Regions from separate parts of the Homo sapiens genome. Here all the other regions are linked to region 3. Evidence: chromatin contacts called from ENCODE Hi-C or POLR2A ChIA-PET data. All regions are on one chromosome and are shown on one strand. Each heading gives the region's core, a stretch centred on a gene start or an enhancer-like site at or near the end of the contact. The rest is flanking DNA. Distances are from core to core; before and after follow the strand shown. Region 1 has its middle 40 kb from the start of HMCN1. Region 2 overlaps NIBAN1 (niban apoptosis regulator 1). Region 3 overlaps CBSLR (CBS mRNA stabilizing lncRNA). Region 4 overlaps LOC107985239 (a long non-coding RNA gene).

Region 1 (3,004 bases), core at 349-2,848, 360 kb before region 3:
TTCTGTACTAGCACTAACCCAAAAGATGGTCTCTGAAAGTCTCTTCAATCCTTAAGAAACCCAAAACTAATTTTTCAAGGTAGTTGAACAAAAAGTGGTAAACAAGGGTCTCAGAGAGAAAACATTCTGAAGTGCACTGAATCTGAATTATAAATTTCTAAATATCCAATCATAAGTCTCAAGTTATTTTCAGACAATGTTCATCCATTCTACCTTTCTTTTTGAAAGAATCTATAAGCCAGGATCATAAAATCACAAGAATTTACATTTTAAACATGTAACCACAAGGTGGAGATCTAAAGCAAAGATTAGTTTTCACAGCAGGGCTCAATTTAGAATCCAGAACTTCTTATCTAAGGTTAGAGTTGTACCTATCCTCAAGAAATTGACTTATTATTTTAAGCTAGAAGAAAACACAGTGCTTATATATCAGTATTATTTTATATAGATTAGAAACATATATGGCATACAAGTATTTGAGGAAGGTTTAAGCAGTACTATGTCAGACAGCAAAGTGGAGACATCGATCATATTAGAAATGTCAAGTTTTAAATCTAAAGTAGGAAGAACACTATTGTTACCTCACTTGATCATGAGTACATTTAACAAAGGCTAATGTGATTATTTTAGTCCAAATATATGGTTTATATTGAACAACTAATCCTTTAACCTGACAGCACTACCAGACTAGTGGTTCTAAAGATTCTAAACCGAATGAATCTTTTTTTTTTTTACTTCATTGGTATGTGGTAATGGGACTGACTTACCAAGTTAGACCCTGGTGACAGCCGAAAACTCTCACCTTCTTTTTAGATGAGTGGGTTTTATCAGTTTCCCTGATTATACACCAAACACATTTGTTTAATTCACAAACTATCCTCCAGGTTTGCTCATCTAGAAGTTTCATTATTTTAAAAAAATCCATTTCTTTTGCTTTCTTTCACTGTCAATAAGTATTCTTTCCTATAGAAACAAACAACAATCGAAACAGAAAATCTAAGCTAAATAACAGATAGAAAACATGGTACGATCTTTTCTCTCGGCTTCTTCTACTTCCAGGTGCCTTTACTTATCTTAAGAGATCATAAAACAGAAGTTAATTAAATTAACTACCCTCTTCCCCAACCCACAACCTCAGCTGAAATTCCTGGCAGCAAACGAATGCCTTAAAGTTCCTCTGTTATTTTTTATTGTAATGAAAGAACTCATTTGTGGAAACTGTATATCCTCTTAGCTTACTCAGATTCTAAGGCCTTCAATCTTCAATTTATTAAGAATTTTGATCACCTATACCTTAGAAAATTGAAAGGGAAGGCAAGCACAAACTCAAGTATTGTTGCTTTCAGCTATTAGGTGGGAATTTCCCCTCATTCCTCAGCTCTGATTGATCTCATCTCAGTCACCTGCCTGTGTTACAAGTCGTGAAGGAGAGCTCCAAGTTGCTTATTTACATAACGATCAAAGTTTGGGACCTGCACTTAAGAGACCTTTGATCCTGTACACCTTGATTTAGAAATCAAATTGGGACTCTAACAAGAAACATTTGTCCCTTCCGCTGCTTTCTGGTCTCAGCGAGGCCGGAAATACCAAGAGAGGACTTCGCAGTAGTTTAGAACTTCCGCTTCCTGTTCTGGACGAAAGCAGAAGTGGAGAAACATGAAAATGTTAACCAAGAAGCACAATATCCTTTTGCAGACCACCAAAACATTGAAGTTAAATTTAGTTCAAATGTTGCCTGTTTACTTAACCAGTGTAAGTTTATGTGACACCATATTAAACCAAAACAACATCTGTAGAAATAGCCCGGGCGACGTTGAGAGACCCTATCTCTAAAAACAAAGCAAACAAATAAAAATCTATCCTTGAACCGGGTGCAGTGACACAGGCCTGTAGTTTCAGCTACTAGGGGGCTGAGGCGGGAGGATTGGGAGTCCCAGCCCAGCCTGTGCAAAAATAGCAACACCGGCTCAAAACAAAAATGTGTAGGAAGCTTTCAGATCACCATGACTGATTTGCAGAGGAACCTGAGAGAGTGAGAAACATTATCCAGAAGTGATTCCTGGAGTGCAAGTAGGATGGTTGGGCCAGATGATCAGTTACTAGCTTAGATGGCAATAGGGGCTGTTCAATTTTTCATTTTTCTAGGTAGTTGTACTCAAATTTTGTATGCATCAGAATCACACGGAGGGCTCCTTAAAATGCAAATTGCTGTACCCATCCCACCCTCACCCCCCAGTTTCTAATTTTAGTAAATTTGGTGTTGGGTCAGAAAATTAACATTTCTAGTAAATTCCTAGGTGTTGCTGATTCTGCTGATCTGAAGACTACATTTGGAGAACCACTGCTCTAAGTAATTTGCCTGTGAAAATGGGAAAACATCTTAAACTTTATCAAATGTTGGGATCTCATTTTAAAGAGGAAATAAGACAAAAGAGTTAGGAGCATAGGGTTTAGAATCAGCAACACTTGGGATTTGAATCTGGATCTGTCCAAAGCCATGAGTCTGGGCAAATTGCTTAACCTCCCTGAACCACAGTTTCCTTATCTAGAATGTGAAATAATAATCATATCTGTCGCTGAGAACCAAATAAAGTATTCTATGTAGGTGTCTGGCATATGGTACCCCATAAATGATTATTATTTTTAAGATTACAGACAGTATTAGAAAAAATGGTCATATGTAGGCAATACTTTCTGAGATCTAGTGATGGGAGAAAGTTTAGTCAAAATACAATCTGTATTTGTTTTGGATTTAGATTAAATGAAAAGAGATTGATACAGCTTAAAGAACAATCTTTGTCCTTTCAAATAAATAACTCTCATAAGATCCCTGGTTCTTTCTTGAAACCTATCCCTGATTCCCATTTCTTTATTGCCATTTTAAAGTTTATTCTAACATTTATTTCTTTATTCTGTCCCTTGCTGCTTTATTTCTCTATGCTGCTATTTACACCAAAAAAAAAAAAAAAAAAAAAAAACACTAAACTTTTTCTTCTAGCAATTT
Region 2 (3,274 bases), core at 160-2,659, 470 kb after region 3:
GGTAAACTGTGTACTCTATAAATGTTCTCCAAAGCTAGAATTTTCTTGGTTTATGCAAATGTACAGCTGAGAATAATTTTGTGGGATATGTTGCAGGGGTGGGGTTGAAAAATTCATGGTACTTATCTATTACCAGTTCTTTGTGTTTTAAGTACTTAGCCTTTATTTTTTTTTCCTTTCAGCATTTTCTTTTGTTAACTGGATTCCCATACTGGCTGTTGCTGAGGGGGTTGGGGAAGTCCTGATCTGACCTGAATTTTTTAAAACAATTTTTTAGCATTTTCTTTTGGAGACCACAAATCATATTGCAAGTCAACAACGTCTGGGTGTTAGTGGGACATTTCTATTTTAAGAGGCTTAGAAAAGGAGGTAAAAAAGAAGGAAGTTGGAAGTTAGGAAGGAGCAATGAAAGCAAAGCACCCATTTTCACATCTTACCAGACAAAGCCCCTCCCTGCCAAGTTCCTTTCTGGTGGGAGATCAGGGCATGGCTCATGCAATCACCAGCTAAGAAAGGAACTGAGACTTCTCTTCATTTGTTGTTTTTTCCTTCCCCACCTTTCCCTAGAAACTATTAGACTGCCACACTGTCCCGTTGTGTGACACGGGACACTTTAAGTGACGGGGTAGACAAAAGCTGGAACAAAAGAGCCTCTATTAAGGTAAGGGTCTACTGTGTCCAGAACATTGTCTTAGATGCTGGGGGCAAAACAAACCGAAAACACAGTCATTGCTTATAAACCAAACTCAATTTGTAAGGCTATCCCACTCAGTTAACAGAGGAGAGTTTGAGGATGATTTCCTCCTGACTTTCCAGGATAAGTGGAATAAAAGAAATAGAAAATAGATCAGGAACATCATTTTGCCTCATTCCATCTCACTTTAAGTGAACTCGGGCCCAAGCCCAAGTGGTTCTGTTCCAGGAAACACGGTGGGTCAAGCAGGATGTAACCTTATCACACACCTTAGCCATTGTCCTTTCCTTCTTAAATCCCTAGTGAGGAGGATAATAGTTGAAGATATCCTTCTTTTTTTCTTCTCCAGGCTTTAGGATATCAGATTAGGTATTTTCAAGTTGAGAACAAAAAGCCTTACCACAAAGTTGTATTCTCCTTGTGCCAATAATAATGAGTCATTCTTGCTAAGAACATAGGTGGTTTGTATCTTTCTAGTGCTTCTTGTCAGAAGAAGCTTAACATGCACAGAGGGAGATATTTTTCCTGGCACAATAGACCCTAGTCACAAACCACAAAGTTTTGCAATAAGGCTATTCGTTAAGTGAATGCAATATTATAGCTGAGACACTTTTGGGGTGTGTGTGTGTGTGTGTTTGTGTGTAGGGGTGTGTGTGTGTGAGAGAGAGAGAGAGAGAGACCGAGAGAGAGTGTCTGTGTGTGATGGGGGCTATACCTCAGCTTCCTGTTTGGCCTTGCTGATGTCACCGCATTAGTATCGGTACTGCACTTCAGATTTTTGTACAGATGTAAGTCATCATATTTAGTATTTGACTTTAAAATGAATTGGTTTTTGCACATCTGTGCTCATAAATGAATAACAATAGAAGGGGGAAGAAATTTTGAATTTTGATTAGATGAAAGGGGTGCAAAACTTCCACTCTTTCTTTCATAGATACCTTGCAAGCCAAAAGCTTTCTAGAATTGCTAGGTGAAGTTCTAAATATCACTAATTTTGAGATAGGCTGATTGACATTTATGATTGGGTTTGGTCAGGATGAAGGGTAGTGAAATTACCAGCATAGATGAGTGAGTTGCCATTGGTCTAAATTTTGCCATCTCTGGTTTTCTTCTGATTTCTAGTTCCATATTTGGTGGCTTTAAATGAACACAGTACTGTTCTCTTCATACCATGTATATTTTTTACCAGGTCAGGAATCTAAGAAACTTATGATCTAATTTAGATGTCTCTGGAAATGTGAATTTCATAACTTAAGAGAAGGGAACAGATTTGAAATTGAAATATTATTATAGGGAGCTGACAGTTGGGTTAAGTGGATTGTTACACATTATCATCTTAAAATTACATTTCGTGTCTTCTTAACTTTCCTCCAAAGAACACATCCTAGAATTATAACACTATTTTCAATTCCCTCTGCATCTTTCAGCCCTTAGAACTAAATCCTAAGCCAATAGCTCACTTTTGGACTCCTAAATTTGATTTTCTGAAGGCCTTAGGTTAAATGTCATTTCCACCAGAACACCTTTCTTAATCTTTCAGGTAGGTGAAAGCCCCACAATTTTCTTCTATCTGTCCATTCATCTGTCCTTCCTTCTCTCGTACCTGTCCTTACTTCCATCACAGTTCTAATCACATCATGTCATCATTGACTATTTATTTATCTGACTCCTAAAACTAGGAGTTCCTAGAAGCCAAGTCTATGCCCATCTACTATTACATCTCAGCCATTAGTACTGAGTGTAGGGGTGTAGTAAGCACATACTCATTTTTTTTTAACTGAATAAAGGAGCATGGGAAGTAGGTCATCATTTGAAAAAGCATCTGGAAATGATAAGAATAGTTAATAAAGCATTCCGGATTGTTTAGGAGAAAGGTCTATTTTACTTGTTAACAGCAAAGGCAATTTCTTTGGAAGATTTTGCTTTCTTTTTTGACTATCTGTGCAGTTACTTGTTTATTTTTCATTTTCCATCAGCTTTACAACTTTTTTTCTCATGCTCCTCATCGCCTACTATCATTTGTGTTTAAGCCTTCCTTTACATAAAACAGTATTTTTGGCTTATTATTTGGATGATTAATGAAAATCAATCTTAGCAGTTAGATTTCTGACTGAGACTGACCAGACAAAGTGAAATGTGTTGCATGATGCCATTATTTAAGTCACTGTTTTGTTGGCTGTGACCCATTAAGCATCCTTTCTTTTTGTTTAAAAATTATTTTTTTTCAGCTTGTTTTAGATTTGGGGGTACGTGTGCAGATTTGTTACATTGGTATACTGTGTGATGCTGAGGTTTGGGGTATGAATGGTCTCGTTACCCAAGTACTGAGCATAGTATACAATAGTTAGGTTTTTCAACTCTGTACCCTTCCCCCACCTCTATAGTCCCGTGTATTGTTGCCATCTATATGTCCATTGGTACTCAATGTGTGGCTCCCACTTATAAGTGAGAACATGAGGTATTTGGTTTTCTGCTCCTGTGTTAATTTGCTTATAATGGCCTTCAGCTTCCTCCATGTTGCTACAAAGGACATGATTTTGTTCTTTTTTTAATAGCTGTGTAGTATCCCATTGTGTATAT
Region 3 (2,969 bases), core at 139-2,638:
TGAGAGCTAATTGTTAGAAAAGGACCCGACACCTTCTCCCTCTTTCTTGCTTCCTCCTCACCATGTTATCTCTACATGGTGGCTCCCCTTCACCTTGCACCATGAGTGGAAGTTTCTTGAGGCCCTAATCAGAAGCAAATGTTGCCGCCATGCTTCTTGTATTGTCTGCAGCACCGTGAGCCACATAAACCTCTTTATACGTTACCCTGCCTTAGGTATTGCTTTACAGCAACACAAAGATACCAAGTCTGTGTTTTATAAATTACCACATCAAAATAATATGCAGATCTAAGTAAATGAAATTGCCTCCAAGGTTATCTAAAGCCCTACAAGAGTGTTAAAGAAAAAAAAATTCATGACACTTATTAAAGATGGTAAGGAAGACTATTCAAGCGGGGCAGGATGGCGGGCGCTATTACAATGAGGTTTTTGTTATCAGGGGAACGAGATCAGGTTCAACTCCAAGTACAACAAGAAAAAGGGGGAATTTATAGACAGGGAGCACAGTGCAGGAGTAGGTGGATGGAAAATTGCCAAGAGAAAGCATCAAGGGTAAGGGGATTCTCTAGTTAAACAAACATAATGGGATTCTTGCTGAAGGCAGGTCAGGGTGATCTGATGTTACGTAGTGGATGGTGGAGGATGAGAATGTTGATCAGATTTTGAGGATGATCAGATATTAAGGTGGGAGATTCTGGCTAAACTGATTCAGCAGGATTCTTGCTAAAATTGGACACTTGGGGGACTTGCCCAAGGTCACAGAAGCCTGACTAAGTTTTCGTCAAGGGGAGACTCAGTAGCACAGATACAGCCCTAAAAAGGCACTATTACAGATATGGCTGTAAAAAGGCACTGTTTCTCTCATTAAGTTGGAAACCACAAGCAGGAAATGGTCTACAAACGCTGAGGTTTCCTTTCAGATCCTCCTTTCAATCCACGAGCTCAGCTGACCATGTCTTATGCAACTAAGAAAGTTTTTGTGGCAGGAACAAAAGTTAATTTAGGGATTAGGAGTATCCCAGTCTGGCTCCTGAGTCTTCTGCTACCTGAGTTATCTGTAACAAGGTCTTCAGGAAGACAAACTTATAAAGGTAAGCCACTTGGTACATTGTAAATATTCAACAAACATGAAGGCCTAATCTAAGAGCTGCAATCAGATCTGCGTGGGCACATCCCAGACTCAACTGGAGTAAGTGGAGGGGTCTAAAGAAGTGGTCTTCAAACTGGGGTACTCATAACTCTGGGGATATAAAGACCTTCCAAGGGTTCACAGGCATGGATAGCTTAAACAGAAGCAATGTTCAAATCCCCAGCTCCCACGTGTCCTCTCATAACACTGCTCTACAGAAGAGAAGTCTGCAGCGGCCTGTGGTTCCCTTTCCCACATCCTCTCTCGCAACCAAAGGCCCTGCAACCATTTTGTAAAAGAAAGGGAAGGCAAAGCCCCACTGGGACCTAAGCTTCCTGTGTGCTTGCTCCAGGGGTAAACACCTCTGGGCCACCAAGCAGAGGGACCAGGGAATGGAGATTTCGGGAGAGGTAGGGCAAGGTGAAGAAAGCCAAAGCAAGGCTCCATGCCTTTACCCTGATTTTCTCTCCCACCCTCCCCAACATTGTGTCTCTTACATTCAGAAGTGAGGTTGCACAGACATGCATGTAATCACATTTATTTTCAGTAAAAATAAATAAATAAAGTCAACTTTTTCCTGACAGAAACAGCCAGTGTAATTTGATGCAGATAATTTGCTCTATGAACAATTTCTGACCTGAGACAAATCTGAAACTCTGTGATTTTAAGGAAAAGGTATTTAAAGCACGAAGATAATACTGTTAAATAAAAATCACAAGAGGCCATTGTTTTGGACTAAGTTTCTGCACCAGGCCTCAACAGACCAGATAAAAAATCAGAATGGGATCACTCATACTAAAGTTCACTTCTACCAAACTCAAACTAAGTATTTATTTGACCTTCTGAGAAATCAGGAGAAAGAGGTAACAGCTGATTTTCCAAACAAGCCAGTTTAAATCTTCAATCAGTACGAAAAACTTCTACTTAAATCCTTACACATATAAACAGTTAAAAGTTTTAAAAAGTGGTAAGTTAAAATATAATTAGATACTATCCTTTTTTACGCAAGTAGATACAGAGGTAGTAAAACTAAAAATTTTTAATTAACAAAAAACCTAGAAATTGTCAACTTACCCAAAGATAGTACCCAAAACCGAACAATATAATTAACAATTTTTAAAGCCAAAAATGAGTGTCTTAGTTCCAAAGTAAAAACTGATTTCTGACTGCCCAGGAAAAACAAAATGACTGACATCAGGTAAGAGAACAGAAAAGCAAGAGAGAGGAAGATTCTCTAAAATGAAAAGGTTTTCTGGATTCTTGGCCAGCTACTTTTAAAAGGAAATGTTTTTCAAAATACTTAGGAGTAGTTTCAAGACAATTTATCTTTTTTTCTTTTTTTAAATAAAGGCTATGTAAGAACTGTTGGATCTTTTGTTTCATTACTTAGTAAATTTGAAAAAACACACACACACACAAAAGAAGTAGCCTGATGTTAACTAATCAGTTCTCTGTCTCTTTTTTTCTTTTTTCTTTTTTCTTTTTTTTTTAACAGGGGTTCTTGCTCTGTCACGCAGGCTGGAGTGCAGTGGCATGATCGTAGCTTGCTGTAGCCTAGAACTCTTGGCTTCAAGTGATCCTCCCACCTCAACCTCCTGGGTAGCTGGGATTATAGATGGGAGCCACATTTTTTTCTATTATTCTGCTTCCCTGTCCTGCCTTACAGAAAAGTAGCTGTGGAATGACTAATATCCTCTTTGCTCTCTTCGTTTCTGCTTTCTTCAGCCGTCCTCTGCCTACAAAGCTAACTCCTTCTGCTCAGCTCATCAGAACACTTATTATATTTTATGGAATGAAGTGTTGCCCAATTCTAGAACTACAATACAGCCAACTGAGCTAT
Region 4 (3,217 bases), core at 465-2,964, 340 kb before region 3:
GAGATCCAGAGCCTTTTAAAATTGACTTTTGGAAGATTAAAAAGGCTTTAAGATGTGAAGAAATTAAAACTTAAGATGGCACTTCATATACTGTGAAATGAGATGCTGAGGGTGGATGACAGGAGAACTCTACCAGTTAACATCAGATTACTTCACGTCGGTATCTGCTCCCTTGTGAATAGAGGTACCATTTATTCAGCACTTGCTGCATGCTACACTGTGCTAAGCACTTTATTTACACCAGCTCTAGAAGGGTAGAGCCTATTACAATTCAAACCCAAGCTGGTCAAGTTTCAAAGCCTATGCTATTAATCTGACTATGACACACCTTCCCCAGCCTATCCCAGTTAGCAAAATTCAAATAATTCACATGAACTCTGCTTTTTCTTCCATACTGCAACTCCTGAAAGTGCCAAGATGTAAGCCAGAATTCTGCCCATATTTCAGAACCATTTCCCTCTCCTTCAAGCTGCCTGCTTGTCATTTTGTGTAAGTTTTATGATTTCATTTTAGAACAGCACTTCCCATATATTCTCAGGGTTTATTACTATCATTCCTTACCAAGGTGTGCTTAGGCAGAAGAACGGATACACTCACCAGCACATTGTTCATTTTTAGGTACTTAGTTTTAAATAAAATGTGCAGTTTAAATAAGAATGAAGCAGAAAGTTAAGTAGAGAATAAGAATTTTTATCATTTCGCTCAATGAATGCCTACCATTTAAAAATTTTTAATGCAATCTAATTCTAAATGCATCTACTCAGCACAATGAGAAGAGACAGAGAGAAATAAGTGGACCCTTCTTAAAGTGTTTACCATCTTTCTACAAATCCTACCTGACATGCCTCTAGGAATATTTTCTCAGACAACAGAAACTGAGATGCAATGAATTCAGTTACTTTACATAGAAAAATTGTTGCCTAACATCCTATATAGTTTGAGTGAGTTAACTTTCATAGCCCATTATTTTCACTTATTAAAAGAGAGATAAAAGAAACTTCTTTCATGTTCTGTTCATTCCTCTGTTTTTCAATTTCTCTACAGGAATTTTTGTCCACATCATGCATGAAAGACACAGTAGAGAACAGAGCTATCGTCCAACTGCATCAGATCTTACTGACTGTTGCTTCAATTAACTAAAACTTTCAGAAAAACAATATCTGTCCTCAGGAACCTAAGCAGTTGCCTCCACTTCTCCCATTTATTTTGTAGGAGTCTATACATAATTCCATAATCTTTAAAACTGAGACCCCTTGAGATTGCGTTTTTAAAGTAATGTTGAAAAAGATTCTACTGCTGAACATTTATTTTCGGTCTCTAATGAAGGGAGAGAGTAACCTTCATTCCTGAAGAGTTGTGACAATGTAAACATAAAACATTTATCTAGAATTTGGTCAGAGGAGCATATATGAAAGTCACCAGAATGTGCTAAATCATGACCATGACCATAACAATAGAAACGGGAGAAAAAAAGTTGTCAGAAGCTTAGAGCCATGTTTTCATAGGGGTGGAGGGGCACAGAGAGGATGTATTGCTCTTCGTCTATCTTGAGCAAATGTTTGCTTTGGTCTATTTTTACTTCCTCTCCCACTTCCTACTAAACATGTCGCACTAGAGTCAGTCATGTCAATATTTAAAGGGACTCATTTAGCAGCTGCATTGTCTCCACTTCCCGTCATCACGGAACACTAATGTTAGCTGTTGTCTACTTTCAAAATAAGTTTTAAACATAGTTATCTCCATCCTTATGCCCTCTTCCCACAATTGACTTCCACATTTTCAAATCAAACCACTTCTAATAATAGTTCATCAGTTCTGAAGTTCTACTTTGTGTTTCATATTCAGTGTTCCAAAGAAGCTGAAGGAAAGATACAAAATTAATGTATTAATTCAATTTACTGACCTTCTGAATCAGATCTCTCCAGTAGCAAACCCTGGGCATCTGCATTTTCTTATTTTTTAAATAATTGCCTTTCCTTATTTAAAACTTTTATAATCAGGGGCCGTGCGCAATGGCTCATGCCTGTAATCCCAGCACTTTGGGAGGTGGAGGGAGGTGGATCACCTGATGTCAGGAGTTTGCGACCAGACTGGCCAACATGGTGAAACGTGAAACTCTGTCTCTACTAAAAAATACAGAAATTAGCCAGGTGTAATGACAGGTGCCTGTAATCTCAGCTACTTGGGAGGCTGAAGCAGGAGAATCGCTTGAACCCAGGAAGCAGAGGTTGCGGTGAGCTGAGATTGCGCTATTGCACTCCAGCCTGGGTGACAGGAGCAAAACTGTATCAAAAAAATTAAAATTGAAATTAAAACATTTATTAATCAGATTTAAATATTTTGAACTGACTGTTTTTATTTCTTAGTGTTCTTTGTGTTTTTTTTTTTTTTTTTTGGCCTTTTGTTCTGCTTTCCAGGAAATGCCTCAATTTTGTCTTCCAAACTTTTCACTGAATTTCTTATTTTGCCATCATATTTTTAATTCCCAATGTCTCTTTTCTATTCTCCTAATGTTTATTTCCTCATAGTACCCTGTACTTATTTTCCTCCATAGATACATTATTTTCTCTACAAGGGTGTTGAAATTATAGTTCCTTTGACGTTTTCTCCTTTTCCTTGCATTATCCGTAATGAAATTTGAAAATTTCAGTGGAGAGTTTCTTTGTTCCTTGTTTGTCCTGAGGAAGGAAGAAAGTGGAAGCTTTCTTGAAATATATGATGGACAGTGCAATAAAAACTCTAATTCTCCCCCACTTCCTGTAGTCAACCCATTGTCATGTGACTTTGCAGTTCCCCTAATTGGAGGCAGAATCTGTCTCCCGAACCCTTGAATCTGAGCCAGTCTTAGGACTTCCTTTGGCTAATACAACTTAGCAAACATGACGATGTGCCAATTCTGAACCTAGGCCTCAAGAAACTTTGTATATTTCTGCTTATGCTCTCTCTTGCATCTCTGTCATCCCCATTAACCATGCCCAGGCTAGTCAGCCAGAGGACAAGGAACACATAGAGCAGAGCCAAGTTGCCCCAGTTATTCCAGCTAAGTCTACTCTAGACCAGCCAAGGCCAGCCAACCTCCAGACATAAGAGCAACTCCAGCCAAGATCAAGCAAAGTCCACAGCAGACCAGCCTAGACAAGGGAATAATAAATGTTTCTTAAGTATGTCCTTGAGATTTTGTGGTTGTTGGTTACACAGTGTTATCAGGGCAATAGAC

What was found. Hi-C counts contacts between places; a loop is a spot of excess contacts on that map. ChIA-PET counts read pairs that join two places held with the same protein, here RNA polymerase II (POLR2A). Pooled maps may share reads with other maps.
Region 1: a map with no recorded cell type shows a loop between it and region 3 (7-fold over the local background). The contact joins two enhancer-like sites. A Hi-C loop is called at or near these places in 3 of 37 single-sample maps with no recorded cell type and 5 of 50 pooled maps. POLR2A ChIA-PET finds 5 or more read pairs at or near these places in 1 of 52 experiments (CD4-positive, alpha-beta memory T cell).
Region 2: a pooled map shows a loop between it and region 3 (5-fold over the local background). The contact joins two enhancer-like sites. A Hi-C loop is called at or near these places in 3 of 37 single-sample maps with no recorded cell type and 3 of 50 pooled maps.
Region 4: a loop to region 3 is called in a map of posterior cingulate gyrus, with 5 times the contacts of the local background. The contact joins two enhancer-like sites. A Hi-C loop is called at or near these places in 2 of 168 maps with a recorded cell type or tissue (HL-60/S4 and posterior cingulate gyrus) and 7 of 50 pooled maps. POLR2A ChIA-PET finds 5 or more read pairs at or near these places in 4 of 52 experiments (CD4-positive, alpha-beta T cell, CD4-positive, alpha-beta memory T cell, CD8-positive, alpha-beta memory T cell and 1 more).

What each region holds. Positions count from the first base shown.
Region 1 is chr1:185,692,790-185,695,793 of GRCh38, reverse strand. No RefSeq gene overlaps it. Among named protein-coding and RNA genes, the nearest start is that of HMCN1, 40 kb to the left of the region's middle. RefSeq lists an enhancer at 1,145-1,646. Within about 2 kb of position 1,598, at least 10 of the 41 ENCODE cell types and tissues checked have a DNase peak (open chromatin) inside an H3K27ac peak, as active enhancers do.
Region 2 is chr1:184,865,251-184,868,524 of GRCh38, reverse strand. The region is part of intron 5 of NIBAN1 (niban apoptosis regulator 1); the gene reads left to right. Among named protein-coding and RNA genes, the nearest start is that of NIBAN1, 110 kb to the left of the region's middle. Within about 2 kb of position 1,409, at least 10 of the 41 ENCODE cell types and tissues checked have a DNase peak (open chromatin) inside an H3K27ac peak, as active enhancers do.
Region 3 is chr1:185,337,315-185,340,283 of GRCh38, reverse strand. All of the region lies in intron 1 of CBSLR (CBS mRNA stabilizing lncRNA), which reads right to left. Among named protein-coding and RNA genes, the nearest start is that of CBSLR, 21 kb to the right of the region's middle. Within about 2 kb of position 1,388, at least 12 of the 41 ENCODE cell types and tissues checked have a DNase peak (open chromatin) inside an H3K27ac peak, as active enhancers do.
Region 4 is chr1:185,672,753-185,675,969 of GRCh38, reverse strand. All of the region lies in intron 1 of LOC107985239 (a long non-coding RNA gene), which reads right to left. Among named protein-coding and RNA genes, the nearest start is that of GS1-204I12.4, 28 kb to the right of the region's middle. Within about 2 kb of position 1,714, at least 3 of the 41 ENCODE cell types and tissues checked have a DNase peak (open chromatin) inside an H3K27ac peak, as active enhancers do.